Regions from separate parts of the Homo sapiens genome. Here regions 1 and 3 are each linked to region 2. A link is a loop called in an ENCODE intact Hi-C map of the cell type or tissue named here. Cell type or tissue: PC-3. All regions are shown on one strand.

Region 1 (8,000 bases), 830 kb after region 2:
ACTCTTCATGCCTATATTTAATCAAAAGGAATGTAACTTAGTTTTATCAACTTCATTCACCAAAGCTAGCTGGGAGGTACTTTTAACCATTTGTTTAAACCAAAGCCAGATACAAAAGATGAAGATTTGCCATGATTGAGAATTTGCCCACAAAATTTTGCTTCCTTAAGTGAAGGGGATACATATTTTACTTGCTGGACCGAGCTCAGAAACCTTGGGAAAGTCATAAGCCACGGAACCAAACCCTGTTCCAGAGCTGAGAAGGTGGAAAACGGGTGTGTGGATGACTCAAGGTCAGCCCTTGGGAAGCTGGAATTCTCTGGAACTTCTGAGAAAGAAAGACAGCCTCTCAGAAACAATTACATGGGAATTTTCACAAGCTGGGAAGATCCCTGTAGCTCTAACCAGGATTTGTTCTCATTCTGTGGGAGGAATGGAAGGAAAAAGAAGTCTTTGAGAGCCCTAAGCTCCTGAACTTGAATGCAAAGCAGGCTTTGGAAGTCAGAAGAGCACTGGGCCACTCCTATCTCGTCCTTGTTCAGGATAAATGTACCCCCTATACCATGCGTTTCCCCCAACACACACCACACACACACACACACACACACACACACACACACACACACACACACACACACCACTAAAGAATAGACTTCCTGCCTCTGTGCTCTACCAGAAACTTTCAGCATCTAGGGTTAGCATCTTGCCTTCCATTTGCACCTCAAACATTTCATTCTTCACGTTGTTATCATTATCACCCTATCATTACACTGCTGGTTAATCATGATTAAAACAATAAACAAATAATTTTTCCCTGGTGAGCATAAATAATTGCAGATGAATACATATTGTTCGGGCCCATGTAACATTATATGCTATTACAGACAGTATGAGAGGATGTTTTATTGTAAGAGATAATTTTTCCTAATTGTAATGTTTACTCCCTTCAGATTCTAACCTTCTGAAGGCCCAACAAAGTCACCTAGAGGGAGTTTGCAGCTCTTGCCTGCAGTTTAGGGAAAAGTGGCTTTTCTACTTGGTGATAACTCTAAAGTGAAAATGTGAAACCAAGTGGAAGAGGCCAGGGGGTGCTTTTTCTACCAGATGTTAAAAGAAAAAGAACACGCAGGATCTAAACTCTAGAGTGAGCCTCACTGCTGGGGGTGACAGAGCAAGAAGAAATCCAGGGGTTCATTCGATTAACTTGGAAGGCTCTTACTAGGGGACACTAGTTTATTGAACAGGCTGGGTCAGTAGCTCCAGCAGGCTGGAAACAGCTCCATCTTCTTCCCTCCCTTGCCCATCACACTGGCTCTGCCAGCTCTCCCTTCCCACCTCAGAGAGGCCATCTCCGGCATATGCCAGAGTATTTTTGGTTGCACATGGCTATTAGCAGAGCCTCATTTTAAGGTATTAAAAAGCTCATCACCTGATCTATTCTCAAAATATGCAGCTCTCACCCAATCTAAGATTCCTTCCTTTCTTCCAGCTCAGTAATGAGCAGCAGGGGGAGGAGGCTGTGGAATCTTCTTTTGCTGTTTGCCCCCCTTGCTCTGTTTTCTGCTCCTCCTGCCCCGCTCACTGTGCTGCCTCTGGCATCTCCAGGGCCAGGTGGGGAGGAGGGACTAGAGGTAAATGGGTCTATTCACTGGTGACCTTGCAGTCTGCGAGGATGCCCTTTGTGTGCTAGATGCTCAAGTGCTGGCTCCTCCTCACATGAGTGACTTTTGTGGGTTCTTAAGAGACACCCCTACTCCCACCTCTCTTTCCATGGCGTGTCTTTCTTACACCACAGCATTCCCTGACCTGACCCCCACAAGGCACTCTCAGGCTGACTGTGAAGACCCCATACAGCCTCTTTTTGCTGAGATTTCTGAGCTTTGGCAGGACGTCCTCTAGGACAGGTGCCTTTCAGGATGACTCAAGCCTGCTAGTTTCTTCAGCATTCGTTTAATCCACAGGAAATATTATGCATCCATGCCATCCCTTCTCCCCTGCAAAACTTGGAAGCCAAAAGCCTTCTTACAGCCACCTGTTTTTGCTCTGCCATCAGCAGCAGCTCCAGGCAGCCTTCTGCCTTTGGGCTTTTCCAGGCAAGAGTCAGGCTTCTATCTCCAGTCACCTTCCCACACCTCCTACTCTCACCTCGCACTCCCACCCCCGACCAATGTTTGAAGGGTCTACATCAAGCTCTCAAAGGAACTTGGAGTCCAGGCTTCTGGGTGTCACTTCATGAGTTGTGCCTCTACCCCACTGAGTGAACAAATCTAAGCCACCGAACATACCCTGTGGGATTGGGGTTATGCCCCCACCCTTCCTCTCCATACACTGGGCCCCATGCATGGCAGGTGGCTCTGTTAAAGATTACTGACCATTTTTCTCTTGAGACTATTGTAGCTTTTACAGCGCTAAAAATTTTAAGCATAACACCCTTCTCTACCATCATCTTAGGCAATTTACAGAGATAAATTTATGATTTTGCATCTATAGCACATGAAGTATGGATTTTTAAAGATTCATTAGAATATATAATTCTCACATAAAAACATTTATACTCATAAACAGTATTTCCATAAAGATGATCTCATTAGATATAAAGTTTATCTCTGGTGAATTAAAGTTAATCCTGAAAATCTTGTCAACCACACATAATATATGGTACCTAATGTATCTGATACATTCTGAAACAGATAAGTGGATGAAATATTTTTAAAGCACCACATCTAGTAAGGCAGCAGAGAATTAGAAACGGATTTTATTTCTTGTTCTTCAATATAGTAATTGGTGACCTTGAGAAATGCCATTTAACCTTTTCATGTCTCAATTTTCTCATCTATAAATAGATATAATCATCACAAAGACCCGCTGTGAGCAATAGATGAGATAATCTTGAGAGCTCTAAAGCTCTACATATAACAGAAAGGCATTATTGGGATTAGGGCAGAGGATCTGCAGCTCTGCTGTTGCCTTGAACAATTTCCATGATTCTGTGACTCACTTTTACTACCTGCAAAATAGACACCGGAAGGCGTCTCTCCAGTTTTCCTTAGAAGGCAGAGTCTGTATAAGAGAAAAAAGCTGATTTCAGGGTCCAGCAGATTTAATTAGCTGCACAACCATGGGCCAACTCTCGAGTGTTAGAGAGGATAATGATGACTACCTCACAGGGTTGTGAGAATCAAATGTCTTAAAGGAGAACAGTGCTTAGTAAATAGCTAACAGTGCTCAGCCTGTACAATTGTTAGAATCAATATTGGGTTTCCACTGAAAATTACCATGGGGTTACCTTGCCGTTTACTGCCTAGGTCCAGTCATTTCTGAATAAGATTAGTTGCTATGGTTACCTTCCCAAAACACCACAGTTGAAAACGTGTTGGAGATGGGAATCGATGGTAGGAGGCTTTAGCGGAGGACACAAAGCAACTTCAGCCACTGAGACATTTTAATACATGTAAACTCCTTCCCTTGGAAACCTAAGTCACATTTTGCCAAAATGGAAATGAACTCAGGAAGTGGACTTTCAGAAGTTCTGCATTTGGCCAGCCTCCTTCCCCCATCACCAGGCCCTCAAGGACAGGTGCGTTCTGGCCCTGAACCAGCTCCAGAGCATCTCAGTTTCTTACCCCAGGATCTGGCAGTTGGAAAGATGTTGGTTGCCAGGCAGAATTCATCAGATTCACTTCCCAGATGCTATCGCTTCTGATGCCGAAAGAAAAATAGGTTGCCCAGCAATTGAGGTTGGAAAGGACAGGTGTAGCTGAGAAATGCACAGTGTTGCACAGAAAACAATAATGGGTTATTTTTGTTAAAATTCATTAGCATGCATATTTGTATATTCCAGGGGTCCTCACATCCCGCAAACATACTTAGTCTCTGGAGGGGCTAGCACTAACATCCCCGGTTAAAGTGTCCCCCACAGGAGTGTTATAAATGGTATTTGATCTGTCAGAATCAGTCACAGCTCCAACAGCTCTCAGCAAATGAATACAAGTTGGTCTGACCCTGCTTCCTGTTTCCAACTAAAGCAAACCGAAGACCTGAAGAGGCCTCACAGGCAAGAGTATTTTGCACCCGCTCCTAGTGAAAAGACTCTTTTCTGCCTGGTCTTTTTTCCCAGACATCCCAAGGAGCTGTCCTGCTCTTATTTGAAATTCAAACCAGAAGGAAGTCACCTCCGCAAATGCCAAGTGTCCAGCCTCCACTTCCATGATGATTCAGCACCACCTAGGGGCCATTGTCATTCATTTCTTGCCAGGCTCATTTCTTGCCATATTCATTTATTGCCACAATAGAATTCCTTTTTAAGTATTGCAGCTGCACCCGCCACCGCCCCCTCGCCACTGCCATCCACATAAGAAAAGTACAGAAGCTTCTCTACACACATTTTTCAAGACTCGGTTCCAGATCTACTTCAGCTGGAAACTCTGGTCCACTAGCTTAGCACACAAGGATCACTGCTGAGGAGTGTGGTTCACATTTACAATACACCACGGGGACTTCGCTTTATTATTATAAGAACTGCTATAAGCATCTACTACATGACAAGGCATATATAGTTATTTCTAATGTATACAATAGTCCTTCAAATTGGGTAGTAATCCATTTTACAGATGAAGAAACTAAGGCTCTGAGAAGTTAAGCAATTTATCCAGATCCCAAACCAGGGTTGACTTACTCTTTTCACTGTAAAACGCTGTCTCTCTAATCTTACTGTGCGTAGAGCCAACATGGCAGTGAGGGTGCTCATTTTAATGATTCTAAAGCAGAACATTCAAATAAATCTTGTCCTTCAAAGAAGTCACTTTGAAGCCTATTCTGTCATGCCAATAGCTAATGCTCATAACAATTGAGTCTCTGCTATAGGAACTGCCTTCAGAGCTATTTGTGAGCTGCACGACCTAATCTCATTACCTTAAAGTATGTTATATGTTTGAAAAAAATATGGTAGATACCATTGGAGGACTGAAGGATGTGCCATCCCAAAATTTGTATGTTGATTATTTCTAATGGAAAACAATGGAGAAATTCTAGTTTCAGAAAGGAAGAGCTGATCTATATCTTCCTGTATGGAGCAAGGGATAAAGAATCCTCTGGGACGGATACTCTTCGAAGGCCCTGAGATTTATCCATACCAGGATGAGAAAATAGCCCTTATCACCAGAGACTTGGAGGCTGCAAGGAACCCGAATAAACAAACTTACGAACAAAATAACCTTTATCTTCCACTTGCTTTACACCCCCTCATATATCTCCTGTGACTCCCCTAGAAAATTTTACTGTCCTAGCCAGATTTTCTTTCTCCTGTTGTTTCTTCTCAAATTTATCATTCTTTGTCTAAAAAGTATAAGAATATCTTACTTTGGCCTCTTGTTCAGACTTCACTTTCTTGTGAAGATCCCCAAGTACATGTAAAACTAGTAAAATTTATACATTTTTCTCTTGTTAATCTGCCTGCTGTCAATTTAGCTTCTACATCCAGCTGACCAGCCCACTAAGAGCTAACAGAAGGGTTGAAGTTGATCTCTGGTTCCCCGGTACCATGCTGTTCAAGCAGTGTAATCTCCCAGGTCCCTCCTCAGTAAATTTCGATTCAGTATCACTGGGACAGGCCCAACAGTTTGTGGTTTTGTCAAGTACATGTGACTGTAATCACCAGGAAAGCTTGAGTAACACTGGTGCGATGATACAAGCATGAGCTCTGGGGTCAGAAGGACTTGGGTGCAGATCTGGCTCTGCCTTTTTTCTAGTTGTGCACCCCTAGGAAAGGCAATTAAGGCCTTGAGTATCAGTTTATTCATCTATAAAATGAATATTAGTAATCATTAATAACCACCAAACAGGGGTGTGAAGACTGAATGATATAATGGGTGTGAAATGCTAGCACAGTGCCTGGCACATAGTAGGCACTTAATACATGGTCATTACTATTGTTAACTTAATCACCCACTCAGCTTAATGAATTTGCCCTATGTGACTTTTTGTTATTTCTAAAAATTAAATCCACAGTGAAAGGATATGAGGATACATAAAATACACTATCATAACGTATATTATACTTCATTAAAAAGTAAACAACTAAAGATCCTTAGGAAAAGTGATAGATGATAGATAGCCAGATAGGTAAATTTTAGGATAGGAAAATGTTCTAGAAATGAAAAACCAAACATTTAAAACAGTTTAACACTCAGGAGAATAACAAGTTTCTAGAAATACACACACACACACACACACACACACACACACACACACACACACACACACTGATACAAAAGGTAGAAACAATCCAAGGGCCCATCTGCAGATAAACAAAATGTGGTATATACATACAATAGAATATAATTCCATCTTTTTAAAAGGAAGGAAATTCTTTTTTTTTTCTTTGAGACAGGGTATCATTCTTTCCCCAGGCTGGAGTGCAGGGGCATGATCATGGCTCACTGCAGGCTCAATCTCCTGGGCTCAAGCCTTTTTAATTTTCTTGTAGAGATGGGGGTCTTGCAATGTTACCCAGGCTGGTCTTCAACTCTCAGCCTCTCCATCTTAGCCTCCCAAAGTGCCCGGGCGAAAGAAATACTGCCACATGCCATGACACGGATGAGCCAGAAAACACTACGCTAAGTGAAAGAAGCCAGTCAGTAAAGAATAATACTGAGCAATTCCACTCTATAAGGTGTCTAGAGTAGTAAAATTCATAGAGACAGAAAGTAAATGGTGGTTGCCAGGCACTGGGGGAAAGGGGAAATGGGAGTTACTGTTTAATGTGTCAGTATTTCCGTTTTGCAAGTTGAAAAGATTCTGGAGCTGGAGGGTAGTGATTGTTATATAACAATGTGAATGTACTCACTGCCACTGAACTGTACATTTAAAAATGGTTAAGATGGTAAATATTATGTTGTGTATTTTATCACAATTTTAAAAAAAATTAAGAAAATCAAGATGATATCAAATCACAGTTAAATATGAGTTTCAGAAATAGCTTGTTCGGTTTGTGTTGCTACAAAGAGCCCCATGTGAGTGAAATACTTCTAAGTGTACAGATTACATCCTTTGGAAAAATGAGCAAGTAAATTCACAAGTAATTTTGCATCTGTATTCTCAAACAATGTGACCGCACTGCCTTAGTTGCCTGTTTTTCTTTCAAACTATTCATTTACAAGATCACTCAAGAAATGTTACTCAGCTAAGTGGGAGGCTATGACTGGAAAACCTGTTCTGCCTTAACCCTGGCCTGGGGGATGCTTTGAAAAATGGCTGTGGTGCATGGAGCACTCTAAGGAAAACACTGAGGGGTGTTATCATCCTGTCTTAAGGCACTGTGATCTGTGCAGAGCTCTGCCCTGGGGCAGCTGGGCAAAGAGCAGGTGCATCCAAGGCTTGGCCTGTGGCCTGGATGACGTGGAACCCCCGTTACAATAGCCTGCAACAGCACAGGAGTAGTGGCTGTCGGGGGAGCTTCATCTGAACCCAAGCTGGTGAACGGGGCTTTGCCCCTCTGTTTTATTTATCTTTAATTGATTTTCTTTAACACTAGGTTTTCTTCAGGCCTCACATTTAATAAGATGGAGTATTTTTCTGATGAGTGTAAGCAGCATCTGAGCACTTCAAAGGTTCTCGAATAGAATAGCATTGGCTCTTTGTCTAATTTAACTTAAAAGTTATGACGAGGTGAAAGCTCATTTATATATTTAATATATTTCATGTCTTTCTTATTTATTTATTTTTTGAGACAGAATCTCACTCTGTCGTCCAGGCTAGAGTGCAGTGGCATGATCTCGACTCACTGCAAGCTCCACCTCCCAGGTTCACACCATTCTCCTGCCTCAGCCTCCCAAGTAGCTGGGACAACAGGCACCCGCCACCACGCCCAGCTAATTTTTTGTATTTTTAGTAGAGACGGGGTTTCACCATGTTAGCCAGGATGGTCTTCATCTCCTGACCTCGTGATCCGCCCGCCTCGGCCTCCCAAAGTGCTGGGATTACAGGTGTAAGCCACCGTGCCC
Region 2 (8,000 bases):
ATCCGCCCGCCTCAGCCTCCCAAAGTGCTGGGATTACAGGCGTGAGCCACCGCGCCTGGCCTCAATTTCTTTAAATTTTTTGAAGAACACTTTTAATACTACCTATATTATAACATTGAATAGGTCTGAGGAACTTACAGAATGTTTATATTCTGTCTACATCACTTCCTAAAAACAAAAAACATCCTTTTCACTGGGACTCTGGCTGTATGTATGTCACAGGCACTCCAGCGAGCTTAATCAAGAAAGGAAAATGTCTTGTCTGGTTACCCTGGGTTCCCATGGGACCTGAGAACCCAGGTGCAGCCAGGAAGGGCTCAGGACAAGAGAGGCATCAGGAAAACGGCAGCTGGCAGCTCAGCCCCAAGTTTCTGCTGGTGACTGCTCTCTGTAGAATGGTTTCTCCATCTATACCGCACAGTGAAGATGGCCCCATACAGGCATGGCTTTATATCTCTCCTTTGCTCAAGGGACCGGCCCAGACTGAATGTATTAGGATTGTTTTTCTTCTTCAGGATATGGAAAAAAAAAAAAAAAGCTGCTCAAATGACAGCTTAAGCTAATTAGGGAATTTAATGGCTCAAATAACTGAAAATTCCAGGACAGCTGGATCCAGGTGGTCAAACATCAACAGGAGGCAGCCTCTCTCTCCACCAGCGCCTTCACTGGCCACATTTGCTGCTAGTTTTGTTCTCTTGGGACCAGATGGCCAATAGGACCTCTAAATTTCTATCCTTCCCCAACAGGCTGGTTCTCTGAGAGTCTCAAGTCTCAGAATGGGTTCTGGTTAGGCCCAGCTTTGGTTACATGTTCACATCTCACCTACCTGTGGCCAGGTGGAAGGACTGTGTTCATATTGGCCAGGCCTGGGGCATGTGCCTGATCATGTAGTAAGGGCTGAGGATAGACCAGTCCAAACACATAACAGTATAAGCAAATGCTCTATAAAATGTGTTTGTTGGGCGCAATTCTAAGTAGATAAGTTAACTCATTTTAATCTCAGGTTATCTTTGTTGTTTACTCATACAATAATCACATTATCCCTATTTTATAGATGAGGACATTGAGACACAGGTTAATGCATTTCACCCAAGCCCTCACAGCTAATAAATTGCAGAGCTGAGTTGGTGCAGAACTTGCACTCCAGAAGCTGGGCTCCTGACCATCAGCAGAAGAGAACTGCTGCTACCAGGAAAATGAGAAATAGATGTTGGGCAGGCAGTAACAACAGATGTCTGATAGTCACTCTGCATTCTTTCTGCAGAGAGAATTATGTACCCAGCGTGGGGTTGGGTATCCACCCTGGCCTAAAAAGGGAACATGCCTGGGGGAACATAGGGATCAAGCTGTGCCAAGGTAGTAGCAAGGTGACTGCTTCTACTATGACCTTGGACATGGACTAGTTCCAGGAGACAGGAGGGACAAAGGCCTAAGTGTCCTTCTACCATTATTTTGCAGTCAGGCATCATAGGATTGGGAAAAGGACATTTCAATCATTCAGATAAAAGTAAAAAGCACTATTTTTTTTTTTTTTGAGACAGAGTTTCACTCGTTGCCCAGGCTGGAGTGCAATGGCGTGATCTTGGCTCACTGCAACCTCTGCCTACTGGGTTCAAGAGATTCTCCTGCCTCAGCCTCCCGAGTAGCTGGGATTACAGGCATGCGCCATCATGCCAGACTAATTTTGTATTTTTGGTAGAGATGGGGTTTCTCCATGTTGGTCAGGCTGGTCTCGAACTCCTGACCTCAGGTGATCCGTCCGCCTCGGCCTCCTAAAGTGCTAGGATTACAGGCGTGAGCCACCTCGCCCAGCTAAAGCACTATTTTATACACTGTTAACACTACGATTAAACTGCACTTCGGAATTACAAACAATGCGGGAAGTAAATCTATCTTTTTGCATATTCCTAACAAGACTGTCAGGAGAGGCCAGGCTCAGTGGCTCCCGCCTGTAATCCCAGCACTTTGGGAGGCTGAAGAAGGAGGTGGGGGGATCACTTGAGGCTAGGAGTTCAAGTCCAGCCTGGGCATCATGTCAAGACTCTATGTCAAGACTCTCTCTATACAAAAAATAAAATTAGCTGGGTGTGGTGGCACACACCTGTAGTCCCAGCTACTTAGGAGGCTGAGGTGGGAGGATGCCTGAACCCAAGAGGTCCAGGCTGCAGTGAGCCATGATTGCACCACTGCACTCCAGCCTGGGTGACAGAGTGAGAAGACTCTGTGTCAAAAAAAAAAAAAAAAAAAAAGACTGTCAGAATTTCTTTTTTTTTTTTTTTGAGACAGGGTCTTGCTGTGTCACCCAGGATACAGTGCAGTGGTGTGACTTCAGGACTCACTGAAGCCTCCACCTCTGGGCTCACATGATCCTCCCACCTCAACCTCCCACGTAGCTGGGACTATAGGTGTGCACCACCATGCTCGGCTATTTTTTTTTTTAAATTTTTTTTTTTTTGAGACAGAGTCTCGCTCTGTCACCCAGGCTGGAGTGCAGTGGTGCAATCTCAGCTCACTGCAAGCTCTGCCTCCTGGGTTCACGCCATTCTTCTGCCTCAGCCTCCTGAGTAGCTGGGACTACAGGTGTCCACCACCATGCCCGGCTAATTTTTAGTATTTTTAGTAGACATGGGGTTTCACCGTGTTAGCCAGGATGGTCTCGATCTTCTGACCTTGTAATCCACCCGCCTCAGCCTCCCAAAGTGCTGGGATTACAGGTGTGAGCCACTGCACCTGGCCTTTAAAAAAATTTTTTTAGACATGGGGTCTTACTATGTTGGCCAGGCTGATCTTGAACTCCTGGGCTCAAGTGATCCTCCCACCCTGGCCTCCCAAAGTGTTAGGATTACAGGCGTGAGCCACCACACTTGGCCGACTACTCCAAACAATATGTAGTCTGCCACACACCAACTTGTTTTTAGGATTAAAAATGTATTTTCAAATATTCAGTGGACCACTGGCTTATTTTGATAAAAACAGAGCTCTGCTTAATGGCTACACTGCTATACGAGTTGCATATGTTCCTCAATATTCCTTTTGGTGCTTCCTGAGCCATCTGATACAGCTTAGAACATTGGGAGGACAAGACGGTTGAGAAAAAGTAAATGACACCTTCCTAGAAAACTCATAATATAATGAGGCACATGTTCCATGTTAGAGTGCTGGAGAGGTGGGGAAGGTTTTGCTTTGTTTTTTGAGGTCATATGCTTGATTTCAGCAGAAAGGATGGAGAATAGGGAGAAAAAACAGAAGGGGCCCAAGGCTCCATGCCAGGCTTCAGGGATGAGCAGCCTGGGATCTAGCGAGGTTTAGTAATTTCCCAAAGTCATCCCATTTAAAGAGTCAGAGGAATAATTTAAATTTTCCATATTTGTCTGGCCCCAAAGCCCATACATGTTCTTTCTTGTGCCCATTGCTGGTTCTCCCTGCAAAAAGGGACAGAGAGAAAATAAAGGCAAGAAAGGGAGGTCTTCGATAAAGGGAAAGCTGAGAGGCAGAAACACCAAGTGCAGGAGGTAAGAGAGAAAGGAAATACTAAGAGAGAAAGCGAGAGGACCAAAAAAGAAAACGAAAAAGGAGGTAAAAGTCCCTCACTGGTGGTCTTCCAAGTTCCCTGAGGTTACCCTCGAAGCCACAGGCCCCACCTTCCGATGGAAGATTAATCTGGAGGCCGGGGACGCCGCCTACAGGACGGAAGAGGCCAGGAGAGAGAGGTTCAGGCCCCCGCCAGGCTCCCACCGCGGGAAGCAGGCTCCCGGGGGCGGCCCCGGGAGCTCTTAAAAATATCAGCGCTTGCCGGGCGCGGTGGCTCATGCCTGTGATCCCAGCACTTTGCGAGGCCGAGGCGGGTGGATCACCTTTAGTCATGAGTTCGAGACCAGTCTGGCCAACGTGGTGAAACCCCCGTCTCTACTAAAAATACAAAAATTAGCCAGTCGTGGTGGTGGGCCCCTTAATCTAAGCTACTTGGAGGCTGAGGCAGGAGAATCCCTTGAACCTGGGAGGCGGAGGTTGCAGTGAGCCGAGATCATGCCATTGCACTCCACCCTGGGTGACAAGAGCGAAACTCTGAATAATAATAATAAAAAAAAAAAATCAGCGCTCGGGCGGTAGGGGTGGGGGAGGTGGCAGTGGTTCACACCTGTAATCCCGCATTTTGGGAGGCTGAGATGAGCGGATCACCGGAGATCAGGAGTTCAAGGCCAGCCTGGCCAACATGGTGAAGCCCCGTCTCTACTAAAAACACAAAAAAAGCCGGGTGTGGCGGCGGGCGCCTGTAATTCCAGCTACTTTGGAGGCTGAGGCAGGAGAACTGCTTGAACCCGGGAGGTGGAGGCTGCAGTGAGCCGAGATCGCGCCACTGCACTCCAGCCTGGCGACAGAGCAAGACTCCGTCTCAAACAAACAAACAAAATCCCACAAAAATTAGCTGGCGTGCTGGCGCAGGCCTGTAATCCTAGCTACACGGGAGAATGAGGCAGGAGAATCGCTTGAACCCGGAAGGCGGAGACTGCAGTGAGCCGAGTTCGCGCCCTTGCACTCCAGCCTGGGCGACAGAGAGAGACTCCGTCTCAAAACAAAAACAAAAACAAAAACAAAAGCAAAAAACCAAACAAAAAAATCAGCGCTCGGGCCCCCTCCCATGGCCAGCTCTTGGGGCGGGGGACTGGTAAGGGAGGTTTACCCCAGCTGGTTCTAACGTGCAGCCGCGCTGAGAGCGCAGCGGGCGGTGTGGGGCGAGGGGCCCCAGGAGGAAAAAGAAGCCTGCCCCGGGAGGATGCCGGTCCCCGCACGGTCCCACTCAATGGACCCACTCCAGCCGCGCGCTCTGCCAGGGCCTGCGGCCAGGGTACCAGGCCCTCGGCACCTTCCACGTCCAGCGTGGGTCCTCACGGGCAGGTGCGTCTTGGCATCGGGAGGAGGGAGACTGGGGCACTGGAGTCTGCAGCGCCGCCTGGGGCCGGGGCTGGAGCCGAGCGCACGCCCAGAGCTCCGCGCTTCCGACTGCAGCCAGAGCCCGCCGACCCCCGCCCCACTTTAAAAACTTGGACTCGGGCGCCACGTGTTCACTTCCCCCACTGTGCTTTAGTTGAAAAGGGTTTTGTGACTTTTCCACTCGATTGCCGCCAAGCGGGCTATTACGCCGCTTCTGACCCCACCGTGGAGACGCGGGGACTAGAGTGACCATGCCTTCTTCGGAGCGAGCTGTCTCCATCATCCGCTAACGCGCCACCTTTAAAAAACAGGCACAACGCGCAAGCGACAAAGTCAGAGGCAGAGAGCGGCGGAGCACATGATAGAAAAGGTCGAGAGGCACATTCAGCGCCAGGTGGGTGGCTTTTCTCTCCCGCTAGGAGAGCCCAGGGCACCCCATGCTCTCCCTGTGCACCCGCGGCAGTTCGGCACCCCGATCTCACTCTTGCTCCCGCCCCCACAGCGCCTCCCTCGGCGGCGGGGGAAACGGATTAAGTCGTCCGTGTACCCTGGGGACGCACGAGGGAAAGCCCCGGTCCCCCCTCCCGCAACGTCACTCCTCCACCGCGCCACGGCCCGGCCCCGCCCTCGCCGTGAGCTCCGGGGGCACCTGCCGGAGGCTGGGTGCCGGGAGACCGGAAATGCGTGGCTCCGGGCCGGGGCCGCCCGCCCCCGCGTCGCGGGCTCTTTAAGGCCGGCGGTTTTCGCAGCCAGCCCGGGGCGGGGAAAGCGGAGCGCGCGCTCCACGCGGGACCGCCTCCCGGGCCGTAAGTACCGGCGTGGCGGCGCCTCAGCCCGGCCTGGGCGAGCCCTGGGTGCTCCGCCGGGCAGCTCACGGCGCCCCGTATGGCCTGGGGATCCTAAGAGGCCCTGTGACCCCCCTCGCCTGGTCTCCCTCTCACCCCTGGAGGGTTGCCGCAGCTCCGGGGCCCCCGGGCAGGAAGGGCGCACTGGTCGTCCCGGGAGAGGGGTGAGTGGGGGGCAGCTATAGGGGGAGTTCGGGGAGGCCTCCGAGTCCCCGCTGTCCCCGCGAGCCGCTTGGAGGCCCCCAGTGTCGCTCACTTCCAGGGTCGGGGAGACGGAACTGCGGCGACCATGTATTTCTGGTTTATCAAACCGCTAACACCCAGTCTAAGGGCAGGTTCTGTCCCATTGTTATCACTATCGAAGCAGCCGATGGAGGAGGGGAGGTGGGTAGCGAAACCGTAGCGAAAGAACCCGGGCCGCCCGGCTGGCTGCAGCTGCAGTCCGGGCGCCCGGGTCTGGGTTGGAAGCGCTGCTTTCCGCGCTGCTCTGGGGCCCTGGGCGATCACCGCCGCTTCCGCCGCTTGTGTAGTTCTGAATTCACGGAGTGGTAGCAGTGCAGTGTATAGGGTATTCTGCGGAAGTTGGAATGTTCTGGGCTTTTTTTTTCTTCTTCCCCAAACACATCCGTTGACACAAATTCCGAGCCAAATCTCACTCAGATTCGGAAGAGCCATGCAAAAGAAATTGGACAAAGGCTTCCTCCACCTGTTTCTTTTTTTCTTTTGAACTTGTAAACGACCTTAAAAGCATTTGGAGTTAGTTAAGAACAGATAATGTATCTTTTGGCCAGAGCGTCACCCAGGATTCTTTTGCACGGCAGGTCTGAGCAGAGGGCGGGGTGCAGGCGGAATGGCCCTCGTGCCCTATGAGGAGACCACGGAATTTGGGTTGCAGAAATTCCACAAGCCTCTTGCAACTTTTTCCTTTGCAAACCACACGATCCAGATCCGGCAGGACTGGAGACACCTGGGAGTCGCAGCGGTGGTTTGGGATGCGGTAAGTAAGCCCTGGGGGACCTCTGAAAACGTTCACACTTGCAAGACTGGCTTTTATTTTTTATTTTTTTTAGAACAGCTTTATTGAGATATAATTCACATAGCATACACTTTACCTATTTAAAGTGCACAATTCAGTGCGGTTTTAAAAATACAGTATATTCACAGAGTAGTGCAACTATTACCGCTTCAATTTTAAAAGTTTTACTATCACTGCCACTCTCAAACCCGTATCCCTTAGTCACTCCTCTTGTCCCTCCACATAGATTACATTTTAAAGGTGTAAATGAAAGCTGAGGAAAGTTAATGACTTGTCGGAGAGGATAGGAAGGAAAGCCCCCAACTGCTTTGGACACGAGTTAGTCTTTTTTTCTTTTGAGACATAGTCTCGTTCTGTTGCCCAGGCTGGAGTGCAGTGGTGCGATCCTGGCTCAATGCAGCCTCCGCTTCCTGGGTTCAAGTGATTCTCCCACCTCAGCCTCTGGAGTAACTGGGGCTACAGGTGCACGCCACCACACCTGGTTAATTTTTGTATTTTTTGGTAGAGATGGGGTTTCGACATGTTGGCCAGGCTGATCTGGAACTCCTGACCTCAAGTGATCCACCTGCCTCAGCCTCCCAAAGTGCTGGGATTACAGGCGTGAGCCACAGCGCCCAGCCGAGTTAGTCTCTTTATTTCACAGAGTATTGTAAAGTGGCAGAGCCCAAAATGGAGATTATGTGTTTTCTTTAAGTTTTCCATAGTTGTAATTGTTAAAAAATTGTAACTGCTTTTTAACTTCTTCCTCTCCCTGCCCTGTTCTGACTTGAGCCCTCAGCATCTAGCCCCACACCTAGGACTCAGTGGGAACTCAATTAATGTTGAATGCATGATTGGCATAAATACAGTTTGACAGTTTTAACATTGTTAGGGATGTTAAACACGTAGGAATAAAAATCTCAATATATTCTAATGTAGTAATACCACTTCTAGGAATCCAGTCCAGGTAACTACATGGAAGTTACTCTGGTAATAATAAAGATATAGGCCTGGTGTGGTGGCTCACACCTGTAATCCCAGCAGTTTGGGAGGCCGAGGTGGGCAGATCACTTGAAGTCAAGAGTTCGAAACCAGCCTAGCCAACATGGCGAAACTCCATCTCTACTGAAAATACAAAAATTAGCCGTGGTGGCGCACACCTGTAGTCCTAGCTACTCGGAAGGCTGAGGCAGGAGAATCGCTTGAAC
Region 3 (8,000 bases), 650 kb after region 2:
TCTTTGTACAACACCTGGTCACACCTAACTTCAAAGAAGTTGAAGAAGTACAATCATATCACGAGACCAGAGGTAGAAAGTCATACAGATTTGAGACTACACAAGTGATTTCCACAATCACATTTTGATAACAGTCAATATTGAGTTGATATTTAAATTATAACTATGATCATTAAGAATTTTTGAAGGAAATAGTGATGGAAAGATAGTGTGGAATGCATGCCCTGAAAATGTGGGGAATAATAAATTAGATCTCATGATACCAAATCTTCAGAAGACGAGTCACATTAATGGTTTCCATTCTGTGTCGTGGAATGTCCCAGACACTTTTATAATGGGTAAGGGGTTGGGCTCCAGGCTCCTTTCCTTTTCTGTCCTCAGCTTTGTTCATCTGCTTTATTTGGTGTGTGGGGTGCATGTTTGTGTGTGTGTGTGTGTGTTTTTGATGAATTTTTGTTTCTCAGCACCCATTCCTCTCTTCTAACAGCTCCCAAATTTCCATGTGAAGAATTACACCCTTCATATTGTATAAAGCCTCAAGATGTCCTGACTATAAGCCACACAGGCTATTGGTTTCTACGAGAAGCTCTCACCACCTAGGTACAGCCAAACATGTGACCCCAGCTTAATCAGACTCTCTCCCCTTAGAGTTTGACCCTCACACCAGCAACTACAATGGCAAAAGAAAAGGTAAAAGTTCGTTGCCACTTTGGTTGTGCAGTATTAAATTATTTTTCAAAATATGGCTTTATGTTTGATCCCCAATCTAAGGAATCAAGCATTTGCCTGATGGTCAAATATCTGAATCCAGATAGTTCCTATTGACTATTTGGCAGGAATGTTATATCATTAGCCGTATTTAAACTCATAAATATCAGCCATGAAGATTGAGGAGATGGTGCCAGGATGATACAAATTATTCGTGGAAAATGGTGTCACTGTTGTGCAGAAAGGGCACAACCCTAAAAAGCACCTTATTCAAAGTCAGTAAGTGTGTGAGACAATGTTCTTTCTCTTCATCACAGAGAGAATTACCTGTATATTCAAAGCCTCATGCTTACATCCTCCCTTCAATCAGGTGCAAGCATTAGTATCTTTCAAGTGAATTTCCTTATGCTTTAGTTAGCTCATTAATTTATCTTGCCTACAACGAAATAACCCTAAGTGTATAAAGATTTATCAAGGTACGTTTTTATTTTCTTGCTTGTTTTTTTGCAAAGAGTTCCATGCTAAAATATTAAAGTTTGGACCAAATGATTTTAGATATTGCTCCTAGTCTTATGCTTTTAAGCTTAAAAAACAACAGAAGAAAATGCGTTTTGCAGATCTGGCAGCTGACTCAATGCAAATGTTACCACCAACAGGAACCACAAAGAAACCTAGGTCAGTAATATGATCATGTAAAAGATGTCTCAATATCTTTCCCACCATCTTCCTGCACTGGCCTGTGAAATTTAACTCTTTCTTAATATTTCTTAAATGACATTTTTCTTAAATGTTTCTAAACATTTAAAAGCTGCAGCCTTGCTGCATGTTCTGGAGCTGTGTGATACGGGTTTTCCTTGTAAACCTCACTGTATGCTTCTCTCCGTGATGACGAATAGGAACATTATCTCCTGCACTTACTGACTTTGAATGAGGTGCTTTTTAGGGCTGCGCCCTTTCTGCACAACAATGACACCATTTTCCATGAATAATTTGTATCATCCTGGTACCACCTTTACAATCTTCATGGCTGTTATTTCTGAGTTTAAATATGGCTAATGATATAACATTCCTGCCAGACTGTAGGAAATACCTGGATTTAGATATTTTGGCATCAGGCAAACACTTGATTCCTTAGATTGGGACTCAAACAAAAAGCTGAAAAGCTATCTTTGGAAAACAATTGAATGCAGGAATCATAAACATCATAATGAGCTGAGGGTAGACCATGCATTCCTCTCACTAGAGTGGGTAGTTGGTATCTCATTAGGACTGTTGCATGTCTTAAGAGTTCTAGCTGTGTGCTCTGTTTGGGATTCCTGTTATTGTACGGGTTGCAAAGAGTTAACATGCATTTTCTCTGTGATCTATCCAATGTGTACTTATTTTGTTTATAGGACCTTGCCACCTCACCATAATGTTTATAGGTTTTCTTGATGATTTCATTGCCTCTAGGGAATGTACTGCATCTCACCTCTTGCACATTACTCTTCTGTGGGAATCTGAACATTCTGTGTCTTGCGCTGCCCAGAGGAGTCTACATTCCACTCCTGCCTTCTGCTGAGTCCCCATGCTGAAAGCCCACCTGCTTCAGTAATTCTCCAGTCTTCCCCTTCCTGCCCCCCTCACTTGATTATTGATGAGCTTTCTTGAGCTGCCACCACCCCATTAAATAACCCAGTTCTGCACTTGGTGAATGGTTTCCCACTCTCTGCAAAATAGGCACTTCTCCCTACTTGTCCAGAAAGCAGTCTGGTCGCTGCTAGGAAGGCCTGGCCTCTTGGCAGAGGGCCATAGGAAGAACATCACCCCAGCACTGAAAACCAGTTTTTTGGTGTGTAAATGTTTTGCTTGTTTGTCTGCTTTGTTTTTTAGCTTTAAAAACATCACTCGGCCATGGGAAAGGCAGGTATATTTTGATTGCTACCAGCAAGGCATGGAAACACTACTTCTGTGCGTTCTCAACATGGATCACTCTTAGAATTAGGTAAGAGAGCTGAATAAAGAGAGTTTTGCAGAAGAAGGGATTTGCGGAGAATATAGAACAAAGTTCCAGTGCAAGAGGGTTGAGGAAATCAGAAAGCAACTAGTTTTCTAAATTAAAGGGAAACCACATACAGACTCTGGATGAATTCAAAGGCATTTAAAGGCTGGGCTTTTTTTCTTTAAGTATCATTTTCATTTGCACAGATTTCCCAAGCAATCCACCTGGCTGACTTTACTCTTCTCTCATCCATATGGAGGTCTCTGGCTAAGTCCAAGGAGCTATAAACAAAAAAATACAAATAAGAACTGTGTAAACAGGAAGTCAGGCTCCCAAGCGAGAAATGTGTCTAGTAAACGATGTGACAACACTAAGGAGTCATTGTAGCACTCCTTGCTCTGATCTTATCCAGCTCTTTCATTTCTGTAAATGTGCCTGCGTAAACCAGCACCCCAGCCAACAGCCTATTGCAGGGGAAAGACACCTGCCTAGCCTCCCTCTTATTCCTCCATCACTTAGTCTGTCCCGAGATGTCATTGTCAGGCATTGGAAATTACAGAGTCAATCTGCCCTGCCTGTGATGGACTCCGTGTGAATACATCTCTTATGTGTGTTTCACACGCACGATCTGGTCAACACCCAGTGTTCTTTTTTCTCCTCCCTCCTCCCATCACCATCATCCACACGTGGCCATTCACCTCACAGTCTGGTATCTGGGGCCAACCTTACCTCTCAGGGGAGAGACTGATTTGATTTGCTCTTCACCCTGAACAAGGAGACCTTTCATTTAAAAAGGGAAGATGCTTTATTTCCCTGTGAATTAGAATAATGAAATATTTCTTGTAAACCTGGGAATTAAAATGGAGACAATATGAGTCCTTCAGTTTCTTTTATTGGTCTTCAGAGGTGAACGTGGGAGCAGTTGTAAATATGCATCAGGGTATCTCCTGGTCTGATGGTATTGAAACTCCATTCACAGCAATGCTAAGTGTCGCTGCCGGATTTGTCTCCAAGAGCTCCCTCCCATTTCTTCCCACCCTCTACCTCGCTTCCAGCTCCCTACCCTGGTTACAGTGACTTTGAAACTAGTAAGAAGCATTTTGAGGTGACACTCGAGTAGCTGTGTGGTCTGGAATGCATTATAATGTTATGTCTCAATTACAATATTCTTTGGTTGATACACAAGGCAGGCACAGCCAAGATCCAGCCTTAGGGCGCACTGCCACCTCCTGGAAAACCCTCTGTGTGCGGCGCCTGCTATCATCCTTCCTCCAATGCCACCAACCAGAAAACAAGCACTTGTTCATGGCCTTCTGTCTTTAGAATCCAAGATCTGGGCACACCTAGCCATCTTCTCCTGTCCCTTCAAATTGGAATGTACTAATTCCTGAAGGAAGTGAAAATGTGTTGCATTGTCTTTTCTTTTTTTCTTTTTTTTGGAGACAGAGCCTCGCTCTGTCGCCCAGACTGGAGTACAGTGGCATGATCTCGGCTTATTACAACCTCCACCTCCTGGGTTCAAGCGATTCTACTGCTTCAGCCTCCCGAGTAGCTGAGATTACAGGCATGAGCCACCACACCTGGCTCACCTGGCTCATCTTTTATATTTTTGGTAGAGAAAGGGTTTCACCATGTTGGCCAGGCCGGTCTCCAATCCTGACCTCAAGTGATCTGCCCGCCTCAGCCTCCCAAAGAGCTGGGATTACAGGCATGAGCCACCGCACCCGGCTGCATTGTCATCTTAATTACAAACAAGTAACTAGGTTGGGGAAGCCACTGGTGCAGAGATCCGTGATCATTACTCTCACCTTCTGCTCCTGAGGCTGGTAACAGACGCTGCTTACTGTAAATGAGTGCCTGGCACCAGTAGGATCCTGCCCTCGGGATCTCTGGAAGAAGTGCCAACATTATTTACATCATTATGCCTAGCGTTCCATTATTGCAACGCTAACCATGTGGAAGTTATTTATATCCCACTGCTCAAGGTCATTGCCAAGGTCTGATGGCAAAAATTCAAAAAATTGCAACCTCAGGCATAAATGGGTTAAGGACTGGACCAAGGACTTGGAGCAGAAGTCACATGCACAGGCAGAGTGTTGGAGTGGAGGAAGCCCTGAGTTCTTCGGCCCTATTGCTATGTGGTGATTGTTTGAGATTCCACCTTACCAGCATGTTGAGATGTCTAATGAGATATTTTCAGAAAACACCAAAGACACAGAAAAGCACCTATAGGTTTCCATTTAGACTCACAGCAAATGAAGACCAGCACACACAACTGTGTCTTCGAAGCAACCCTGCTGACTAGAGGAGGCTAGCTGTCAGGTTTTGGCTAGAAAAGCAAAAATACATCTGGGGAGATATCAGTCCCATCATCATGAAAAATAATGGGATAACATTTCTCTATCAACAGCTTTCCTTTAAAATAACAAAAATATGATTATCAGGCAAATAAGAACATATTCTCATTAATTGAATTGATTGATTTCAGTTAATTACCTGAATTGCTTAAATTCAACTAGTATCCCTCTGAGTCAGCAGTTCTTATCTTTTGAAAGGGGGGTTACAGACTCTTTGAAAAATATTTTTAAAATGTGAAAATGTCTGTATGCTTCTTCCAGAAAAATGTATACACATTTTTTCTATTATTTAATAATATCTGTGAAACCCCATCACCACTGCCAAAGTGATCTTAACAGCACTTAATTAAAAATGCCTCTTGTAGCTAGTTTTCTTTGCAAGCCTGGGTTCAAGTTTTGGGCATCCTGGTTAATTTGGGGAGAAAGGAGGGGCCACAGGAATATTTGCAATAAGCAGATCCCTGGGTTGGGCACCTACAAGAAATGGCCAAGGATATTTCCACTTCTCTTCTGTTCCCTGGCCTCACACTGAAAGTAGATTTAAACGTTCATCTTTTGAAAATCCTGGACCTTCAGAGACACACATCTGAAAAGCTCAGATAACACCTTGCTTCAGCTCAGCTCCGGGAAAACAAAGCTGAATCAGGGTTCTGCCATAGCACCTGTTTGGACATGCTCTCTGTATTTAGCCCTAGAGAAAAACCCTAATGAAAGTGATTTGGGAACATAGGCTTTCTTGTGGCAGGAGCATCAGACACCACATTTTCTGACAGTATCATTAGTATTAATAGTCTTAACTCCTAATATTTACTAAGCTCTTACATTGTGATTAGAGTAGGTGGTCTAGGGTGGACAAGTCACTCTGTCATGGAAAATCATCATTCAAAGCACTTTACAAACGTTAACCTACCTAATCTCCCCAACAGCAGTGTAAGGTAGGTCCTCTTATCCACAGTTTATCAATGAGGCAGTTGAGACACAAACATGTTCTGCGACTTGCCCAGGTACACAGCCATGAAGTGACTGGGCGGAGCTTTACCTGGGCAATATGGCTTCAGAGTTTTTGATGTTAACGCTTCCCTAGAGTGTCTCTCACTTACCTGAATCCTGGGAATGGTTCATGAAAATAGATTCCTGAAGATTTTGTGTAAGGGCACAGAGGCATGGTTGCTACAATTAAGCAGACACAGTGAGTAGAATGGACTTTGGCTTTGCTCTGGGGAATCCTGAACCTAATTTTGAATGTATGCCCAGCACATAGTTGAGAAATAAATGATTTTACCTTCTTTTTGAGAATATGACACTTAGAATCTGCTAGGGTGAACTCTGAGACTTGTAGAAAGGCCCTGTGCTTTTTCTGGGTTAGGGGGAAGCTGTTGCTTTTTTTTTTTTCTTGAGATGGAGGTTCGCTCTTGTTGCCCAAGCTGGAGTGCAATGGTGCAATCTCGGCTCACTGCAACCTCTGCCTCCCAGGTTCAAGCGATTCTCCTGCCTCAGCCTCCCAAGTAGCTGGGATTACAGGCACTTGCCACCACGCCCGGCTAGTTTTTTGTATTTTTAGTAGAAACAGGATTTCACCATGTTAGCCAGTCTGGTCTCGAACTCCTGACCTCAGGCGATCCACCCACCTTGGCCTCCCAAAGTGTTGGGATTACAGGCGTGAGCCACCGCACCCAGCCAGTTGTTGCTTTTTAACTGACCAGTGTCTACTCACTCTTCTTCCAACATAAGCGGCCTGATTTTATTTCCTATCTCAACCTACGTGGTTTGGGAAGCTGGTCTATGAGTGAACATGTGACCTGGGCTGGGACAACAGCATATTCCAACTTCTTGACTCATGGAGGCCCATTCAGTCCCTCTTTGGGAATTGTACTGGAATCACTACAAAAGAGAAACACTTTTTTTCCAGGGTTGTGGAGAGGATAGGATCCAGGACTAGAGCTGCAGGGGATGGGCGGAAGGACAATAAGAGCAGGGGTTGCATTTTGCTCTCACATGGAAAGAGCCTGCTTCAATAAAACCAACAGAAAAAGATCTGATGCAAAATTAAAATAGGGAAACTCATTAAACTCTGATAACATCTTTGGAATCTCTGGATTCTTTTATTCTTGAACTCCCTTCAGATCTTTTAGTTATATGAACCAATGAATTTGGGAACAGGAGCTAACATCAGATGCTTGACTTTCTGAGAAGTAAAGAGCCAGAGACATCCAGGTTATTTCTTTTTTTTTTTTTTTTTTTTTTTGAGACAGAGTCTGGCTCTGTTGCCCAGGCTGGAGTGCAGTGGTGCAATCTTGGCTCACTGCAAGCGCTGCCTCCCAGGTTCACGCCATTCTCCTTCCTCAGTCTCCTGTATAGCTGGGACTACAGGCGCCCACCACCACGCCCAGCTAATTTTTTGTATTTTTAGTAGCGATGGGGTTTCACCGTGTTAGCCAGGATGGTCTCGATCTCCTGACCTCGTGATCTGCCCGCCTCGGCCTCCCAAAGTGCTGAGATTACAGGCGTGAGCCACCGCGCCTGGCTGGTTGTTTCTTGACTATGATTTAATTCCAGCCTCTTCCCCACTCTGAGGGAGGGCATGTTCAGGTTTAGCCCCTTCTCCATTGCTTCTGCTGCAAACCCCTGATTCTCAACACTCCTCCCCAACTACCGCATCCTGCCTCATAAAAGATGCTGAGATTATTTTTAATTACAAATGTAAAATTAACTGGTATGTCCATGGCTATTATCAGGATCTCAAATTGAAGATTGTGTCTTGTACAGAGTGCAGATCATTTAAGCAATCAGACTACTTCCAAGTTTTTCTCACATTCTAAGAAAACTAATGAACCCTTCCCTAGCCCGCTCCTATGCCCGCCCCACAGAGGTTGAGTTAATGGCTCTTCTCCGCTAGTTGCTTGCACGTGCTCTTCATTTTAGTACTTACCATTTTGTGAGGTGTTTGTTTACTT

Evidence for each region. Peaks named below come from ENCODE experiments on the same cell type or tissue, not always from the same donor. Only the 100,000 strongest peaks of a DNase experiment are listed, where the experiment ranks them.
Region 1: it touches region 2 in a loop (6-fold over the local background); 3 of 110 quality-filtered maps call a loop at or near these places.
Region 3: a loop joins it to region 2, with 4 times the contacts of the local background. A loop is called at or near these places in 6 of 110 quality-filtered maps.

The regions. Positions count from the first base shown.
Region 1 is chr2:206,796,921-206,804,920 of GRCh38, reverse strand. No RefSeq gene overlaps it. Among named protein-coding and RNA genes, the nearest start is that of MIR3130-1, 18 kb to the right of the region's middle. In PC-3, a CTCF peak has its summit at 4,225 (motif pointing left); a DNase peak (open chromatin) is centred at 4,210.
Region 2 is chr2:207,623,003-207,631,002 of GRCh38, reverse strand. It overlaps METTL21A (methyltransferase 21A, HSPA lysine), which reads left to right and starts at 5,609. Exons shown (of 4, transcript NM_001127395.5): 1 at 5,609-5,941; 2 at 6,599-6,774. The coding sequence starts at 6,628. RefSeq lists enhancers at 3,736-4,438, 4,439-5,143 and a silencer at 5,414-6,013. In PC-3, a CTCF peak has its summit at 4,972; DNase peaks (open chromatin) are centred at 5,532 and 6,332; H3K4me3 peaks cover 3,592 bases; H3K27ac peaks cover 2,983 bases.
Region 3 is chr2:206,977,825-206,985,824 of GRCh38, reverse strand. No RefSeq gene overlaps it. Among named protein-coding and RNA genes, the nearest start is that of CPO, 42 kb to the right of the region's middle. RefSeq lists a silencer at 3,838-3,987. In PC-3, a CTCF peak has its summit at 3,912 (motif pointing left); DNase peaks (open chromatin) are centred at 2,144 and 3,904; H3K27ac peaks cover 1,281 bases.